Regions from separate parts of the Homo sapiens genome. Here region 1 is linked to region 2. A link is a contact called in ENCODE Hi-C or POLR2A ChIA-PET data. All regions are on one chromosome and are shown on one strand. The core of a region is the stretch at or near the end of the contact, and the rest is flanking DNA. Distances in the headings are between cores, read along the strand shown. Region 1 holds the start of NDUFAF3 (NADH:ubiquinone oxidoreductase complex assembly factor 3). Region 2 holds the start of LINC02585 (long intergenic non-protein coding RNA 2585).

The links. A loop is a pair of places that touch in the nucleus more often than their neighbours do. ChIA-PET counts read pairs that join two places held with the same protein, here RNA polymerase II (POLR2A). Pooled maps may share reads with other maps.
Region 1: a loop to region 2 is called in a map with no recorded cell type, with 9 times the contacts of the local background. The contact joins the promoter of NDUFAF3 here to the promoter of LINC02585 in region 2. A Hi-C loop is called at or near these places in 1 of 168 maps with a recorded cell type or tissue (CD8-positive, alpha-beta T cell), 3 of 37 single-sample maps with no recorded cell type and 10 of 50 pooled maps. POLR2A ChIA-PET finds 5 or more read pairs at or near these places in 7 of 52 experiments (H1, HCT116, HEK293T and 3 more).

Annotation. Positions count from the first base shown.
Region 1 is chr3:49,020,497-49,023,738 of GRCh38, forward strand. NDUFAF3 (NADH:ubiquinone oxidoreductase complex assembly factor 3) reads left to right here and starts at 1,625. Exons shown (of 5, transcript NM_199069.2): 1 at 1,625-1,725; 2 at 1,850-2,042; 3 at 2,206-2,272; 4 at 2,380-2,480; 5 at 2,560-2,999. The coding sequence starts at 1,649. The coding sequence ends at 2,676. It overlaps MIR191 (microRNA 191), which reads right to left and starts at 213; the gene lies at 122-213. It also overlaps a transcript of DALRD3 not described here. RefSeq lists an enhancer at 712-1,481 and silencers at 997-1,199, 1,236-1,425, 1,646-1,745, 1,786-1,905, 1,966-2,015.
Region 2 is chr3:48,662,285-48,665,515 of GRCh38, forward strand. LINC02585 (long intergenic non-protein coding RNA 2585) reads left to right here and starts at 1,484. Exons shown (of 3, transcript NR_111921.1): 1 at 1,484-1,529. CELSR3 (cadherin EGF LAG seven-pass G-type receptor 3) reads right to left here and starts at 602. Exons shown (of 35, transcript NM_001407.3): 1 at 1-602. The coding sequence starts at 350. RefSeq lists enhancers at 608-797, 668-1,253, 1,568-1,927, 1,988-2,057, 2,424-3,008.

The sequences.
Region 1 (3,242 bases), core at 375-2,874, 360 kb after region 2:
TCCCACGTCTACACCCATCACCTCCAGCCTGAGGGCGCAACTGAGAGGAACTGAGACCCAAGCAGCTCAGTAAAGTATGTCTGGGGGTCAGGGGCACCCCATCTGGGCCAGGGCGCTGCTCAGGCAGGAGAGCAGGGGACGAAATCCAAGCGCAGCTGGAATGCTCTGGAGACAACAGCTGCTTTTGGGATTCCGTTGCCCGCTGTCCAGCCGTTGGCGGGGGGCGGGGGAGCTCCTGCCCCCAGGTCACTCGCCCTGGGGCCACATCAGAACCCGCCCATCCCCAGTCCCAGGAGGAAGACCCGGGAGTAGGTTGTGAAACGGAGTCTAGAGGGAACAAGACGCTCACCTGGGCCACAGAACAATAGAAGGGGAGGTGGGGGCCTCCCCTGGGACCGGGTCCCGATCCGGATTAGATCCGTGGGGCAGGATTAGCCCTGTTGGTCCCACGAAGCCTGGGCCACTGGTGCGGTGACGGTGGTGGGGCGGGCTTCGGAATCCGTCAGGAGGGAAGCGCGCCCGTGGGGCCGGAGAGGAAGTAAACCCGCGCGTCCACCTCGGGGACACCCCCGCGCTCGGTGGCCTTTGTCCGGTGACGCTGCCAGCGCCCGGAGCACCAGGGGCCGAAGGGGTCCACAGAGCAGCCGCGGGACCCCCGGAAACCCATTGCGACCGGCCCCAGGAGACCCACCACCAGGCTCCCACTGTGCCGAGCTTCCCGCTCGCCCGGCCCCGCGGGTAGCGAAAGCGACAATGTTCCCCTGAGGCCACGACAGAGCCGGCGTGCCGAGATGCCCAAACCCCGCGCGGGGGCCAGCGACTCTCGCGCCAGTAGGCCCTTGACTTGGATCAAGACGGGGGACGGGGGACTCCCAGGACGCGAGCAGAGTGAACGAGGACAAGGTGATGCTCCACGCGCTTCTACTTCAAGTCTGGTCCGGTTCGGCCTGGTCTGGGCCAGCCGAACAGCCACCCAAACACTATCACAGCTTGCCCTTCCGCTTGCTCTGGCTGCCTGCAGACTTGGAGCCATTTTAAGGAGAAACCACCTGGCCACGCCCCCTAGAGAACCCGAGAAGCCAATCCACGCTCGGCCACGCCCCTCTCCGCGCGCTGCGGAGAGGCCAACGGTCGCGCGGGTGACGGTTAGGGCGGGGCGTGCTTCCGCGTCTAGCCGGAGAAACTTGAGCCGGCTGCCCCGCCCACGGTGCCCGAAGCCCCAAAGGCTGGAATTAGGGGCTAGAAGTCTGGCACCCACCGCCTGGCCAGGTGTTCGGGACGCGACCAGGTGGGCGGTCGCCCCGCCCCGGGAGCGCGGCTTAATAGCTGAGAGCCCGGGGGCCAGGCCGCGGCTGCGGCCCAGGCAACGCCCTGAGGGTGGCCACGCTGCCAGGTGTTCCACTCCCCCGGGACTATGGGCAAGGGCCCGGGGCGGGGAGGGCGGCAGGTGCTGACACTGGAGCTGCGCCGGAGGTCGGGGAACTCGGCCTCCTAAGACTGAGGACACTCGCCTGCTGGGCCGGTCGAGCTGTGCGGTGCCCTCCGGGACGCAGGGGGCGCTGCAGCCACGCTGGGTCAGGCTCCGCAGGGCCCTCCCAACCCGGGGACTAACGGCGCCGGTGACGACTTCGCCGCGCGTTGGTCAGCCATGGCCACCGCTCTCGCGCTACGTAGCTTGTACCGAGCGCGACCCTCGCTGCGCTGTCCGCCCGTTGAGCTTCCCTGGTGAGCTTGGACCCCGCGCCCTCGACCATCCAGCCCCCTAGGGCCGGCGACTGCCAGCCCAGCACCTTCCGGCCTCTCGGGCTGCCCGGCCCGGCCCCGCGCCCCTGACCCTTTCCCTCCGCAGGGCCCCGCGGCGAGGGCATCGGCTCTCGCCGGCGGATGACGAGCTGTATCAGCGGACGCGCATCTCTCTGCTGCAACGCGAGGCCGCTCAGGCAATGTACATCGACAGCTACAACAGCCGCGGCTTCATGATAAACGGAAACCGCGTGCTCGGCCCCTGCGCTCTGCTCCCGCACTCGGTGGTGCAGTGGAACGTGAGTCCTGGCCCGCAGTGTGGAAACTGAGGCCCAGAGTCACAGGCCCTCACCCTGCTTGGTCCCTGCAAACTTGGCTTTCCTCTGTCTCCTCCTGCAGTGGATGGAGATGGGGAGAGGCTGCGTGGATTTGTCGTATTAAATGTGCCTCCTCCCTGCACAGGTGGGATCCCACCAGGACATCACCGAAGACAGCTTTTCCCTCTTCTGGTTGCTGGAGCCCCGGATAGGTACTGGGGAAGGGGAGGGAGAACAGAGGTGTTCTGGGCCCCAGAAGGCGACCCCCACTGCAGCCTCTCAACAGAACTGTAGACTAGCCACACCCACCCTTCCCTAGAGATCGTGGTGGTGGGGACTGGAGACCGGACCGAGAGGCTGCAGTCCCAGGTGCTTCAAGCCATGAGGCAGCGGGGCATTGCTGTGGAAGTGCAGGACACGGTGAGTCCCGGGACTGGGGCATGCTGCGGGGAGCACAGGCCTGGCGCTAGACAGGCTGATGCTGGCCTTTTCTTTGCAGCCCAATGCCTGTGCCACCTTCAACTTCCTGTGTCATGAAGGCCGAGTAACTGGAGCTGCTCTCATCCCTCCACCAGGAGGGACTTCACTTACATCTTTGGGCCAAGCTGCTCAATGAACCGCCAGGAACTGACCTGCTGACTGCACTCTGCCAGGCTTCCCAATGCTTTCACTCTTATCTACCCTTTGGCACTTATCTTGCTTATCAACATAATAATTTATACACTTCTCCCATTTTGTATCAGGTGTGTTGCTGGCCAGGAGCTGATGGCTCACTGGGCTCTTGGAGGGGAATGTGAAGAAACCAAGGAGTCACTTTTTCATCTAGATTACTTAGGATTCCTTGACTTTTCAGAAGTCGGGAAGCAGTATGTTTGCCTGTTGTAGACCTACTTGCTCACATGCAGATTTGAGAGGACCTCAACGGCTTTTCTCACAAAATCGCTGATTGTTTTTCTTTTTTTGAGATGGAGTCTCGCTGTCGCCCGGGCTGCAGTGCAGTGGCGTGATCTTGGCCCACTACAACCTCCACCTCCTGGATTCAAGCGATTCTCGTGCCTCAGCCTCCTGAGTAGCTGGAATTAGAGGCCCCTACCACTACACTGGGCTTTTTTTTTTTTTTTTTTTTCTGGAGATGAGTCTTGCTCTTTCGCCAGGGTGGAGTGCAGTGGCGCAGTCTCAGCT
Region 2 (3,231 bases), core at 234-2,733:
GGCTGGACGCCGTGTTCAATCCCCAGCTCCTCATTCGGCTGCTCAGGGGGCCCTCGACTATTCCGGGCGCTTTGCCTTCTCCCTCGGAGCCCCACGAAGATAGGCTCCCTGACCCCCAGGCCAGGCCCCCCATCCTCCCGGACCCCGGAAGACTCCGGACAAAGAGCTAAGGCTCCGCCACCGATATGCGCCCTTGGCCCCGTAGTGGCAGCTAAGCCTGGGTCCCAGCCCTGGTGCCCACCGCCCCCCAGCTCCTCCTGGCTGAGGGGGAACAAAGAGAGGAGAAGGAGCAGGAGTATGGGGGTCGACCGTCCCCCGAGGCCCCGCCACGGCGGCCGCCTCGCCATCATCCCCCGCCTCCCTGCACGGCCTCCACCGCCCCCCGCCCCGGTCCGGGCCTTGGGCTGGCCCCGCCGCTCGGGCCCCCTCCCGGGCCCCTGCCGCCGCCCCGGGCCCCCGCCCCTCCGCCTGTCTCTCCGCACCCCCGCCGCCCTCTGGGCACCATCTACTCCGCGGCCGGAGCCCCTCCGGCGTGCGGCCCTGGCTTTTTCCGCCCCCACCACAGCATCCCCGACGCTGCTGCCGCCTCCCGCCGCTCCAACATGGCTCCCGGCCGCCCCGATGGTTCGCTCCACCTCTGCCCCGGCGCCCGAAACACGGTGGTACAACCCATCGCGCATGGCAGCTCTGAGGACCGAAGATGTTGCCGCCATCTTTATTGAGGACGTGAGCGTTGCTCCTGGTGCTGAACAGAGCGCGAAGGTTCGCCGTCGTTGGGTCCGCCCTCCCCACTTTCGGTCGCCGCCTTCACCCACCTCCCTCCTTCTAGGGCGCTGTCCCAGCTCCGTCTCCCAGCCTTTTTCTGTCCTTCCAGATCTCTTGTTCCCCCTTCCTGACCACTAGTTCTGAACCGTGTCCCGGATTTTGGTCTGAAATTTTGGTGCCCATGAGCGTTCTCATAGCTCTGGGAGGGGGTACTGTGTGAAATCCTGGGGTAGAGGGGACGATGGCTGGAGAGGGGTCTGGGGTGCCAGCACCCCGAACAATAGCTTTAACTATCCCATCAGCTAGTTTTATGAAACATGTCGCGACCACCTGCTTGTTTGGATCGCCCCTGCGGAGCAGGGACCAGAGATGACCCTCCCGAGGCGGGAGCAGAGGCCAAATTCTTCCCTGCCTTGCTGGTCCCCAGCAGTCTCCCGGGCTCGGGGCCCCTTCACTGGAGGCTGCACCCCCTCCCAGGCTGCGAGTCCCGAGTGCTCTGGGATGCCACGTGGAGCCCGGCGTTGCCCCATGGCTGCGGGCCCCGCTTCTTCGGGTCCCCGCCCCTCGTCCGTCACGACCGCATGCCTTAACCCCTTGAAGGGACTGACACAGAAACTCAGTCCTCCCCCCACCCTCGGTGCATTCCAGCTCTCCCTGCGTAACTCCTGGCACGCGCCGGTCTCGCCAGGCCAATGGGTGGACCTGGCGCAACAGACGTCACGAGAGGAGCGGAGGCGAGGGGTGAACGCGGAGCACTCCAATCGGTCAGTCATTGTTTCTATTGGCACAATGGGAGGCCCCGCCCCTCACGGCGGACTCATCGCATGGGGGAGGGGGCTCCGCGGGTTGCCGGCTAACCGTGAGAGAGTCCGGGAGGTACACTATACGGACCGGCCTCCAAAGGCGGAATCGATAACGAGCTGCAGCGCCGGGTGCAGAGGACGCGGGCATCCCGAAGCCCAGGAAGAGGTCAGGGCCGGGACCCCAGAACGCTCCACAGGGTGCGGCTCCCGCGATGGGGTGGATCCTGGTTCTAACAGGCGAGGAACTCCTGGCCAAGGCCTCTGGCCCGCCCCGAACGGTCCCTATGACATCACCATCAACCAATCAGTCGGCGCATCCTTTCGCCCCTTGACTGCTCCGCTTCCGGGAGGCGGGGCTTCTGCGGGTTCCACCTCCCGAGCGCCCCTTGTGGCTACCAAGGTCAGGCAACAGGTGTCCAGTTGTTCCCTCTCCTGTCTACGAATCTGAGGACCTCCCCAGGATCAGAGCTCTGGGCCTGATACACGGCCGGGGTTCCTACGGGTTTGTGAGTGGGGGTGGAAGATCTGCAGAGGCACTTAGGGCTGAACTCCTTTGAATGGGAGCCAATCGGTGCAGGGGCTGGAGGAGCGAGTCCCCCAAAGTAGTTTTATTTATCTATTTAGAGACAAGGTCTCACTCTTTCGGAGTGCAGTGGTGATCACAGCTCACCGTAGCCTCGAACTCCCCAGGCGATTCTCTCACCTCAGCCTCCCGAGTAGCTGGGACTACGGGTACATGTCATCACACTTGGCTAATTTTTGCATTTTTTATAGAGACAGGGTCTCACCATGTAGGCCAGATTAGTCTTGAACTCCTGGGCTCAAGCAATCCGCCCATCTTGGCCTCCCAAAGTGCTGGGATTATAGGTGTGAGCCACCGCGCCCGGCAACCCAGAAGTGGTTTTGACAGCACCAGCGCTTTCTGTGTCCACAATCTAGTGAGTAGAGGGCACAAAACCTGACACCACGGAGGCAGACAGGCAGGGGCTCTGCCGGGGAAGGGTGTTGGAGTCCCAAAGGAGGCGTCTGAGTCACCTTCGCAACCTGGGACGCCTTCTTGCATAAGATGCCTGAGCAGTGCCTTGAATGACCAAGGGGAGATCCGCATCTGCAAAGGAAGGGCAGGGAGGGATAGGGATTGGGGGTGGGCATCCTAGGTCTTGGAGACTGTGTGGGCAAATGTGCAGAGACATAAAGGGACTATGGCTGAGGGAAATCAAGCCCTGCCCTCTCACCAATAGGGCTGGCGCTGGTCCCAGCTAACACTCCTTTTGGAGAGCAAAGCTCCTCACTTCTGAGTAGTGAGATTGATTGCGGATCACTCTCCATGTTGCTGCCTGCTGTGTGTCATCCCACTGTCATCCTCCCTTTGTGGCTGTTCTGTGGAGCCCCTCTCCCTCAATCTGCACTCACCTCTATGCCCCAGCCCCATTGGCAGCTCCTAATGCACTCCCGGTAAAAAAAAAAAAACAAAAACCAGATGTTAGTGATAGTGGTGGTAGTTCTTCTCTCCACCTCCAAATCTTGCCCTTGCCTCCTAATAAGACCCCTATGTGGTTTAACCTCATTTTTTTTTTTTTTTTTTTTTTTTGAGATGGAGTTTCACTCTGTCACCCAGGCTGGAGTGAAGTGGTGTGATGGGGCTTCACCATGTGATGGGGCT